Regions from separate parts of the Homo sapiens genome. Here region 2 is linked to region 1. Evidence: chromatin contacts called from ENCODE Hi-C data. All regions are on one chromosome and are shown on one strand. Each heading gives the region's core, a stretch centred on a gene start or an enhancer-like site at or near the end of the contact. The rest is flanking DNA. Distances are from core to core; before and after follow the strand shown. Region 1 has its middle 5.1 kb from the start of STEAP3. Region 2 overlaps CFAP221 (cilia and flagella associated protein 221).

Region 1 (5,995 bases), core at 1,963-4,462:
TGATATATCAATTTTTTAAAAAAAAGGTTCTTCTCCAGGCTTCAATGCGACTTCACCTATACCAGGTGTGAGCGGCCCTCATGTCCAGGTGGGTGGGGCCAGGCATCTGCAGGGACCTCAGGCTTCTTGGATTGTTTGGGATGGAGGCCCAAGGAGGCGGAAGGTCTGGGGTCTCACCCAAGCTGGCTCTCCCCAAGGAATAAGAGTAATCACATGGGCCTGGAGCAGAAAAGGGAAGAGAAGGGTCCCCAGGAATGATGATTTCTGGGGCTTCAGGAAAGAGTGTGGAACTGAATGGCAGAGCTAAGGGAAGACTAGGACTTACAACCACCAAAATCAGGCCCTCCAGCTGGGTTCGGGGCCAAGGGAGAGTGCAGCCTGGCTTCTGCCATTCTCCTTTCATCCCCCTGGAGCTTCTGAAATCCACAGAATTGTGGTGAAGGACAAGGAGCCAAGGGCTCACAGGCGAGGGGAGGCGGGGAATTCAATGTGTTCAAGGCCTACATTGCACATCTGCCCTTGGTTTACTCTATCTAATGTTCCCATTTGACCGGTAAGAAAACTGAGGCTCAAGATTCAAACCCAGGTCCTTGTAACTTCAAAAACCTTGTTCTTTCTAGGTGTCAAAGTCAATAGATGGGCCACGGGGCTAGCAGTCACTTCTCTTCCTGGACTTGGCAGTCAAGGGATAGGACCTGAACTAAATTGCCTTTCTACAGACTTTTCAGCCCCAACCAGAGGCCTGCTGCAGGCAGTTGTTTGAACTCCTTGATTAAATGTTCAGCCCCTGGCCTGGGCGGCAGACTCCCAACACACAAGACTTACTGAGTCCCCCAAATAGACTTCAAAACACAGTCCTGAGACTCTGCCTGCCAGTTGCCCATTAAGCTCATCCCAGCCTGGCATCTTCCTTTGTTGGTCCACTCTCCCTATGGCTACCAGGGAGAAAGTCTTTTCAGAGATGAATAAGGGCGTCCAGACAACAGAGATGTAGTAGTAGGAGGTGGAACCAAAACAGAACCAGGGGTCTGAATCCTGGCTCTGCCACTTTCTGAGATATGTCACATCAGACAGGTGACTTAACCTCCTGTGTCTCAGTTTCCAAATTCAAAAACGGAAAATGTATTATGACGATCAGATGAGTTAATACAGTCAAAATGCTTCTTAGAACAGCATCTGGGATGTAGCAAGCACTCAAAAACATATTAGCTATTATGATCACACAGAGATGCATACCTCCTAAAATCTTTCTGGGCTCCCACCGCCAGCATGATAAAGCCTCACTTCTCACCAAAGGCAAATCAGGCCTCTCATCATCTGCCTCCTCCCTCCCCAGCCCCATCTCCCGAAGCGCCTCTCAGGGCACCTCTGCCCTTGCACAAGGCAGGGCCTGTTCCTAGCAACTCTCAGAGTAGCAGTGGAAGTTTCCAACACCAAGATCTCAGATACCTCAAGCTGGCAGGAGTGCGAGGTCCAACAAGAAGAGATTTTATGAATCAGCCAGCCATGGGGGTGGGGCATGGCCAGGTTTCCTGATTCCCAGACCAGGGTGCCAACAACACCTACTGTTCATGTGAGAAAAGGAGAAAGAGGAGGAGGGGCCACTGGCGTCTTTTGCCCACCTGGGGTTCCTCGCTGTGGGAGAGGGGGAGGCCAGAGGACAGCAAGTTCCCTGAGAGCCTCTCAGAGAAAAGGAGGGTTTAGATCATCACACAGGATAAGGAAGAAGACCTTTTCCAAGGGGGTGGAGCAGAGCCTGCCTGGAGGTAAATTTCCTTTGGGAACTGTCTTCTTCAGTATTTCCCTTCCTCTCTGAACACCGTTTCTTTTCCTTTCAGATTATCTGACAGCCTTTTAATGAACACCTACTAAGTGCCCAGCACTTTCCTGGGAACTTAATTCTTACAACCTGTTAAGAGGTCTATACACTCATTTTACAGTGGAGGAAATGGAGACTTAGCGGAGATGTGAAATTTGAACCAGGTCCGTGTGGTTTCAAAGCCTGCGCATGTTCCTTTACCCTATGGAAGCCTCCAGAAGCCAAGGTCTCATCTCCCCTCTTCCCTGGAGGCCCCAAACCTGGGTAGCTGTGCCCCTAGACCTTTGAGGGAGGGTCTCGAGCCATTATCTCCCTTACCTTTTCTTGCAGTGACTTGGCTTCTCCCAGGCTGCCGTAACCAGCAAACGCCTAAAGATGGCTCTGAGACGATGGCCTTCTGTGTGTGTGTCCATGAAATCAGGTAGTACACCACACAGAACCAGACTCTCAGTGACATGCCTGATATTCCACAGACCTGCATCCGAGCTGTGCAGATCTCAGGTAGACACAACCAGTGATTGGGGATGGCTGGTAGGATCTTGCCTAGGCAGGCCAGGGAGCTCTGTGAGGAGTGTTTGGGAGAAAATCCCCCAGGTTCATCTCCCTGCATGGACTGCCCCTGCTGGGCCCTCACACTAAGCTGGTCCTGGTCCTCAGTACTGAGGGATCACCACAGGTGTGTAGGCCACAGCTCACAGGAGCCCTCCACCTAGCGGGTCAAAGGTAGTGGAAGATCTGAGAGTCAGGCAGACCTGGTCCAAATCCCGGATCTGCCATTTCCTCACTGCATGATACTAAAAAAGTCACTTCTTCATCTGAAAAATGGGGCTGATCCCACCCATTCTGCAGGGTCTCAGTGGGGATTGAAGGGGGCTGACCTCAATGTAGCACGATGCCTGCCCCAGGTGGGACTTCAGCAAACTCTCTTTCCTTTCCCTTCCCTCCCCTTGAAGGCCAAGACCAAGGAAACAGAATTGGGCATGCCAGAACATATCCCAGCCCTGTGGGGTGTATTTACCTCCACTTCTGATCACAGTGTGTTTGCGTATGACCTTGAGGCCAGTGACTTTTACACCTTGCCTATGCTGGGCTGGGCTGTGACTTGGCTGTGACTTGCCTGCCCTGAAGCCAAGCCTCAGCTGACATGTGTCTTTCCACCACCCCTGCTGTGCTGAGTGAGCACCAGCCACCTGTCCCATTGTTCCTGCCCCAGGCTGTGTGTGGAGAGTGGTCTGACAGGGCAGACAACACCCTACACTCCAGATGTGTTGAGGTGAGCTCTGGGGGTCAGGAAAGAAGCAGGGAGGGGCACAGTGTGAACATCCTGTGCAGATTTCCCCCCAACTGGCCCCCCAGCTGGTTGGGTTTTCTTTTCTCAGTAACTCCTGGCAGAAGTCCAAGGAGGCCTCCTTCTCCCAAACCCTCTGTCCTTGGCTCAAAAATCCAGCAGAGGACGTGCCACGACCACGAAAGGTGACAGCAGTCAAGGGGAAAGAGGACTCCCTTACTGGAGTGCACAGAAGTTTCCTATTTATTTTGCTTACGCGGTTGACTTTTTCCAAAGGCTGCTTGGGACGGCTTACCTCGAAAAGCTTAGCAATAAGGCTAGTAGTAAATCAGACAAAAAAATCATGGACTGGGGGAAAGAAAGTAGCATTTAAATATATTTAATAAGGACGATATAGTCGTGAACATGTGCCTGAGTATCCTGGCTACCACAGTAAAAGGGGAAATATGATCAGTTATGGGAAAAGAGTAAAAATATTAATCATGATTTTTTTTTTCTTGGAGCTTTGTGTAATAGGCACTGATGTTGAAAAGGGTAGAGTTATTTTTCCATATTTGTAGAAATTCAGAAGATTATCAGACTATTTGCCTCACAAGGACTTTTTAGCAAGCAAAAAGTATGATATTGTCATGCACCCTGGTGAGGGGAAGTGTCATCCAGTTCTAGGTTTCTGTGAATCTACCTTGATGCAGGTGTTCAGGGAGTAGTGAGTTTCCTCAGTTGTAATGTAGACCAGCGCTTCTCAAACTTAAACACGTATACAACCTCCTAGGGGGTCTTGTTAAAATGCCATTCTAATTTGGGAGCTTTGGGGTGGCCTGACACTCTGCCATTCTAAAACCCTCCCAGGCCATCATGATCACCACCTTCCGAGCAGCAAGGGGTTAAAACCCAGGCATCTCCCATGATCTAGTAGTGAGTGCCTTTCTAATCGCCCCCAGCTGAAAGGCAATGCAATGTTATCATAGACGGGCAAGAAGAATCTCTTCCTTGGCTCTGTAAATGCTTCCGGGATGTGCTGGGTCAGCCTCCCTCCATTCTGGTTGGCGATCTTGGTCTAGTCACAAGCCAAGACCGTTGATCATACACAAAAGTTTAAGTACCTACTACGCGCCAGGAAGCTCCCTCAGAAAGATGGTTGGTCCTGCTCCCCCACCCACCCTCCACCCTGGCATCTTTTATCCACTCTTCCTTCAGCAACTGCCTTTATCAATGCTCCCTTGAGCCAAAATAAACAAATAAAAAGCAACTTCCTTTGGAAGCTACTCCATACTCTTGCGCTGGCCACAGTTACATCTCCCTGCAGATACACAGATTCTCATGACACAGAGCTCAGACAGTGCTTCCTCTCTGGAGGGCTCATGTTTCGAGAGAAGACTGGAAGGAGGACAACCTTATGCTCCAGTAGAATTCCAAATTCTGGGGTGCAGGGACATTTCGTGTGTGTATGTGGAGGGGGGGGTGTCCTAATGCCCTGTAAGCCACACTTTATAATGCTGTACAATATTGGGTCACCATCATGGGCCATGGAAAGCAGAATCTGTGAGGTTCAGTCCCAGGCTCCAGCACCCCTTTGTCAGCTGGCCTCCCCGCTCAGTGCCCTCTCCCACTACCTGCCCTGCCTCAGCTCTGACTGCTGCTGATGTGCCTCCACCCATCAGGTCATTGTGATGGCAAAGACAATGCCTCCATTTGCCCTGAATGCAGCCTTACATAGGAAAGAGCTTCCTGTGCTCCAGAACTTGGAGGAGTCCTGCAGCACCTGGTCTAGTGGGGAGAGCATCAGTGGGGAGCGGCACCTTTCCTGCAGCCACGGCCCACTGGGCAGGACCAGATCCAAGTGGCCTGGCTTCTGGCTAGGGTGTCAGAGTACATTGGGGCATACAGCTTCCCGTGGCCATCTCGTTTTCATGGAGGATTTATTTTGTGAAGTGGACCTGCTCTGTCCCATCCTATAAATGCTGGATTAATCCAAGAAGCTGAGGGTGAGCAACATCCCTCTCCTTCCTGATCAAATAAGAAATAAATCTAGATTTTCTCCTGGATGCTATTCTCTTCTTAGCCAAACAGCTAACCTTGTCTTCAAGGAAAAAGGGCAATCCCAGGGGCTCTGTAAATTGAATATTCAGCAACTCCAGGGGCAGACATCCCTAAGTGCATAAGTGGAGCACCCCTCTGAATCAGCATCACACCAGCTGGGGGCATAAAAAGGAGAGCAGAGTAGGCAGGAGCTGTGGGGACATTTCTGAGATGCTAAAAGAGGCAAGGAAGTGTGAGGACGGGTGTGCATTCATGCAACAGGTATTTACTGAGCACCTACTATGAGCCAGGCAGTGCTCTATCCATTAGAGATACGGAATTGAATAAAACATAAAAATCCCTGCCCAGGAGGAGCTCACATTTCTATGGGAGAAGACAGTTACTGAAAAACAGTCCAAAAAACTCTATTTTATAGTGTGTTCAGAGGTAATACAGGCTATGGGGAAAAAAAGAAAGCAAGCAGGTACATGGATGAGGAATGGGGGCGATCAGCGTGGGCCTCACAGAAATGATGACCTTTCAGCCAAGACTTGGAGGAGGTAGGGAGGGTACCTGGGGATGCCTAGGGTCCAGGCAAGGGGAACGGCAGGGGTCAGGATCCTGTCAGATTCATCTGAGGTGGGACTGAATGTGAGCAGAGAGAGGGAGACAGAGGATGAGGGCAGAGAGAAGGCCAATCACACTGGGCCACGGCTATTGCAAGGACTTTACTTTTGCTGGGGGAGGGGGTAGAGTTTTGAGCAGAGGAGAAATGCGATCTGGCAAACATCTTGCAAGGATGGCTCTGACTGTTCTATCCTTGGCAGAGGACACCAGAGTCTGGCCCATAGAAGGTGCTCAACAAAGCT
Region 2 (5,995 bases), core at 2,085-4,584, 440 kb after region 1:
ATAGATGCACTTTGTGTTTTGCTTCAAGTTTCAAAAAACTGACCTAGGGTTTTAAATGAAAACCTTTTTTTTTTTCTACTTCAAATATTACCTCTGGACATAGAATGGCTTGCCCCAGGAGCAAGGTAATATTCAATACCTATCTACTCACTTGCTCTTTTACATGAGTCTTCACTCTTCATACCATGGAGCTAATGTTGAATGGCATTTGGTTATCAAATTATCATTAAACGAAATAGAATTTATTACTTTACATATTCACTCAAAGTGGTATATCATTTTTTACGTATTTTTAGTACTTTACAGAAAAACAAACTAACAATGAACTATAAACATTTTCTGCACACCAAGTCAGCTTCTAATTTTTTCAAAAAACATACATACATTTCACACATTTGCAATAAACATTTCCATGACATTTTTAATTTACCTCTTTGGCAGGTAAAATTATTTTATGTACATTTTTTGTGAACGAAAATTGTCAACATAATTATCATTTTATTGGCTGCATAGTATTTCAGCAAGTTGATATCCCACAGACCATTTTCAAAAGTGATTTGGTTCAGAAACTCTCCTCAGCTCACATCAAGCCTAATCCTGTGCTCAGTTTTTCCTTCTCTGTTCTTACTTTTTCCTCTTCCTCACCTCCTTCTCTCCAGCCAGAAGCCAACAGAGTCCTCCCTGCCAGACACCCAGAGCCTGGACAGACAGGGACGGAACAAAAAGAACACATCAGCAGTGTCCCATTTCCCCCTGAAGACTGTTCTTTATTTGGTTTCTGGCAAACATTTATTTTCATGGATGCAAAGAATCATCTGCTCTCACTCAATGGCTGAAATTCACCAGAGAGATTCTCTGCTGCCTGGACAGCGGTCTTGGCCCTTTCAAGACCCACAGGGGAATCACATTCCCCACAAAATGTTCAAGGAACTGTGAGACTGTGACTTTAGTTGCTGACACATTTTTCAGCACTCCTTAGATCAACACAGTATTACTCAATCATTAGTATCTCTAAGGGGAGACAGGATCTATATATTTTTAGACATGATTCCATAAAATGGTACCAATTAATTTCTTTAATTATGTGCATTAGGGAACATCTTAATTCTCCATTTTCAGGTATTTCTGGTTTTCCAAAACTGTCAGCCATTTGCCAAACATGTCACCCTCTTTTCAAAAATGTCTCAGAAGCACTTTATTTTATATTGGATTTATATTGCCCAAGCAGATTATATAGCTGAGTTCACAGTCTTTGAACAAGACATATGGCCTTTTAACCAAAACACTCGTCATTTCCTCCCACATATCTGGATGCTGGTGAGCACCATGACAGTCTCTGAGCCGAGTCTCCATCTTAACCCTTGGCCCCAGCCCACCAAGAGGCAAGCTGGCCCCTAAGAAGCCCAGGTCCTCCCCATCTCTCCGCCCTTTGTCTACTCCCACTGCACCCATCAATTGATAGCCTCATTTTACACCACGTCCAGTCAAAGTTCTACCCAGCAACCCCCGCCACACCAACATCAGCCTCGGCTCCACTCAGCCACTACTTGGTCCAGGTGCACAACTCTCCCTGAGGTGCTCACTCTTCTGGAGCCATTGCCAGAGTTAGAAATAGTGTGTATCTACCTCATTCATAAAGATGAAAAACCAGCCAGCATTGACTGAGCACTTAGAAGACCTCACACCAGGATCTCTGTGAATAAGATCTCATTTCACCTTTGCTACAATGCTGGGAGATGGGAATTACACCATTCGCACATCAGGAAACAGGGGCTGTGGATTCTTGGGTAACTTGCCCATGCTCAGAAACTGATGCAGCTGAGGCCAGAAGCCAGGTTTGAATCATTCATAAGCTGAGTGTTTTCACTGGTAAGTAAACTATCACTAACTGTGGTGAAAACCTTCTTTGTATATTAAACGAAATGCTCCTCCGACCTTCACCAGCACTGCTGGCGGGGGGTGATTTGCGTGGTTTTATTAAGTGTCCTCATGTTTCCTTCTTGGGTTTTTTGATACTCAGAGAAGTGAAAGATCAAGCACAACCAGCAGAGAAGGCCGGAGAGAAGCTGCTCGAGGAGATGAGGAACCTGCGGGGCAAAGCACTCAACACATACCTGATTCTAGAATGAAAGTCACCAGTAGGTCAGTCCCTTCCATTTGCTTTCCGTGGGCCACTGTGGCCCCTTGCGTCCATTTACATGCCAGCCATCTCTGCAATTAAAGTTTCTGGATAAAAAAATGAAATGTAGAGGATGTATATATCTTTTAAGTGATAATTATAAATCTTATATTTAAAAATAAAATGGAGTTAGGATGATGACAGCGTTGTTAGCTTCTTGGTGCGGTGTTTAGTGCCGGAATGCTTCTGAGCAACATGTGATGAGAGACTAAGAGCCGGGCACTGGCAGCTGTTTCTGGGGGTCTTTTGGAGGTGTGGTGTGGTGGGAGACTGGTTTTGGGGAGGGGATGCTCTCCCACCTCTGCAGAAGCAGCCCCCTCCATCCCTGGGGCATCACTAGATTTGGCTTTGGAAGAGCAATACTGGTATGAATGCTGGCTCCCCACATAGCTGTGCAGGTGGCAGACAGTGGCAGGGGACCTGGACCTGGAGAGGACACTGTGAGGTGACTAGAGCTTGCACCAGTTTCCCAGGAGGAAGCATCCTCCTGGGAACTCACAGAAGCACCTGGAGCAGGAGGTCACTGCAAGGGAGCCAGGAGTTCCAGTGAACACATGTCAGTAAAAACCAGGCCTCAGTATTGTGTTTGTGAACATGACTGCCTTCATATGCACAGGCCAGGAAGGCTGATGACATTTGGGTTGTGTTATAATAACCCAAAATTATCCAAATATATTTGGATGTATTCCCTCCACTCATTTTTCTATGAATACATTTAAATAGCTGGTATCAGACTGTATGTTTGTAGTCTTCATTAACTCATTGATTCTGAATCCCAGTCCTGCTCTTACTCACTATGTGGCCTTCTTAACATTTCTGAACTTCATTTTCCCCTCATGCAAAGACAAGTGCTCACCTTACATGGGGTTGTGAGGATTCAATTAGGAAATGTGCAGAGTATACCTGGCATAAAACAAGAGCTCAAACATGAAAGTTGCCCTTCACTCACAGGGCAGGACATAAGCATCAGTCATTTTTTAAAAACTTTTTATTTAGAAATATTTTTAAACTAAAGGAAAACTTGCAAAATAGTACAGAAAGTTGCCATCTATATTTTACTCAGATTCCTCTAACATTAACATCTCCTGCGTGACAATGATCAGAAACAGGAAATTACAATCGGTACAGCTTTATTGAGTAATGTCCGTTCAGTGTTCCAGGAGTCCACACTGCGATTGGTCAACGTGTCCCCTTCTTCTCCTCATCTGTGACAGTCCCTCAGTCTTTTCTCATCATTTGTGACCTTGACACCTTTGACAGTTGTTTTGTAGACTGGCCTTCAGAGTGTGTGTGTGTCTAATGCTTTCCCAAGACTAGGGTGAGGTTATGCATTTTTGCAAGAATTCCACAGAAGCGTTATGTCCTTCTTGGTGCATCTTATCAAGGGGCTTGTGATGTCGATATGTCTTCTTACTGGTGATGTTTACCTTGGTTGCTTGGCTAAAGTGGTGTCTGCCAAGTTTCTCCACTGGGACATTAATATAATCATGGGGAGAGACTTTGAGATTATGCAAACATCCTGTTTCTCCTCAGCTTTTTTCCCACTCTGTATCTACGTATCTTTATATGAATTCCCACTTTAGCATCCATTGGTGAGTGGGTCTTGTCTGCCACAACCATTACCATGATGTCCACTTAATGATAATGTCCATGAGCTGTCCCTCACCGTCATTTAGTTACTTCTTTATTCAGTAGATTTTTATATCAGCATGGAATCATGGACATTTATTTTATTATATAGGTTATAATCCAACACTACCGTTGTTTATTTTGTTCTCAAATTGTTCCAGCTCTGGCCATTGGGAGCCCCTCAGGTTACACCTCTGACCTTTCAGTGCATCCTCGACCTTTCCTAAGCACATCTTTACCTTCCAGCATCACAGTATATTCCAGACTCATCTGTATCTTTCCCACGTCAGCCCTGGAATCAACCATTTCTCCAAGGAGCCCTGGTTCCTTTCACTGGAGAATGGCATTTAGAAATCAAGACCTGCTACAGCAACTGGTACTTGTTGCTACTGTGGTCCAATTGCTTCCGAGCCCTCTCAGTGGCCAGAGCTAGAAAATACAAGTATTTATACTGAGCCCCCCTCAACACGCACACACACACACACACACACACACATTTTCATCTCTCTATCTTTATGTCTTGTATATATATCAAAAAACATGAATTATGGCCAGGCGTGGTGGCTCACGCCTGTAATGCTAGCACTTTGGAAGGCCAAGGTGAGCAGATCGCTTGAGCCTAGGAGTTTGAGACCAGCCTGGGCAACATGGCAAAACCTCATCTCTACTAAAAATACAAAAATACAGAAAATTTAGCCAGGCATGGTGGCAAACACCTGTAGTCCCAGCTACCTGGGAGGCTGAGGTGGAAAGATCACCTGAGCCCAGGAAGTCGAGGCTGCAGTGAGCCATGATCACACCACTGCACTCCAGCCCTGGTGACAGAATGAGAGCCTGTCTCAAAAAAAAAAAAGAAAAAGAAAAAAAAAAAAACGCATTGATACTGATGCTTCCAATTCCAGTCCAACACCTGGGGTTTGTTTTGGCCTTCCTCCTTTCCTTAATTGTAACTTCTTTCCCCTACAGTGAGCAGCTTAGCTCCCATCATCTACGATGTATTACCTTATGTGTTGCTTGGTGTATCCGTAAAGTAACATCCCATTTGCTAACACATCTCCTTGCGAGAAACACATTTACTAACTACATTACAGTATTGGTGTCCTTTTTACTTTGGCTTTATAGAGTCCAGTTAAAATACTGGTTCCCGAATTGCCTGGGCTGGTTCTGTTGCTTTCTTTGTCTCCTACTCCCATCAGTGTGGTTGTGTTTTCATATGAGTTAGGTTCATGTGTTACTGTTTGTATTTCATCTTGGGTTCCCCTACACGCTAGTTGGGTTTAATTATTTATTTCAGGGTACGTGGAACATTACGATGGCTCTAAATACAAAGATACTCAGAGAAGTATCATTCCTTCTCATTCCCAATCCATCTCCATTCCGCCATCTTGCTGCCCCATGGGTACCCACCCTTCCCACTGTGGGCAACCATCTCTTTAGTTTCTGGTTTATCCTTCTTGTGGGTAATTTTTAAGGCCCCCAAGGGCTCCCATGTGCTCCTCTGCATTCCTCCTCCACATTAACCAGTCACTGGCCTGACCTACTAGCAGTTTCCGAAGCATAACCCACTCGTCCGCACCCCTGGGCCTCTGCACATGCTATTCCCTATGACCTCACCACCTTCTTGCTTAGTGTCCTTCTCACCTAAGGTTTCCCCAGGCCTCTGCCCCTTGGCCCCTGTACTGACCTCTGAGGCAAGGCCTACCTAGTCCCTGCTTCTGTGGAGAGGAAGGGCCCAGGCAATGTTTGTTCAGGGAATTGCTTCCCTCAGCATCCACGCTTAATACCATGCTGTGCACATCACTTCGTTCACCAACATCCAACCAGCAGCTACTGAATCCCTGGCTACTTCCACCTACCCAATCTCCCTTTCTTGCTGGGTGCCCCACATTGCATTGTTGGTGTGAACTTTCTGGCTCCAGACTTTGAGCCTGTTCCCATGTCAGTGCATGTACTTATGTCCATTTCAGTTTCCCCACCTATAAACAAGAGCCAATTTCTCTTATTTCCCTGCTCTCCCCAGGTTGAAAAGGTCGTGGCCCCTTGGAAAGATTGTATTGACTGTGTTGGGGATCTGGTGCCACCTGGTGGTTGCCACAAGAAAGGCCTCTCCTGACTCCCAAGTTGTAACCCGTTTCCACCAAATCGACTTCCAAATAATATTTATCAGATCATCATCTGTGCTTTTCT

Evidence for each region. Hi-C counts contacts between places; a loop is a spot of excess contacts on that map. Pooled maps may share reads with other maps.
Region 2: a map of mammary epithelial cell shows a loop between it and region 1 (26-fold over the local background). The contact joins two enhancer-like sites. A Hi-C loop is called at or near these places in 4 of 168 maps with a recorded cell type or tissue (A673, K562, heart left ventricle and 1 more), 1 of 37 single-sample maps with no recorded cell type and 9 of 50 pooled maps.

Annotation. Positions count from the first base shown.
Region 1 is chr2:119,215,692-119,221,686 of GRCh38, forward strand. No RefSeq gene overlaps it. Among named protein-coding and RNA genes, the nearest start is that of STEAP3, 5.1 kb to the right of the region's middle. RefSeq lists enhancers at 1,807-3,006, 2,377-2,973 and a silencer at 3,182-3,476. Within about 2 kb of position 3,213, at least 7 of the 41 ENCODE cell types and tissues checked have a DNase peak (open chromatin) inside an H3K27ac peak, as active enhancers do.
Region 2 is chr2:119,654,342-119,660,336 of GRCh38, forward strand. It overlaps CFAP221 (cilia and flagella associated protein 221), which reads left to right. Exons shown (of 24, transcript NM_001271049.2): 24 at 2,021-2,320. The coding sequence ends at 2,129. Among named protein-coding and RNA genes, the nearest start is that of TMEM177, 22 kb to the right of the region's middle. Within about 2 kb of position 3,335, at least 2 of the 41 ENCODE cell types and tissues checked have a DNase peak (open chromatin) inside an H3K27ac peak, as active enhancers do.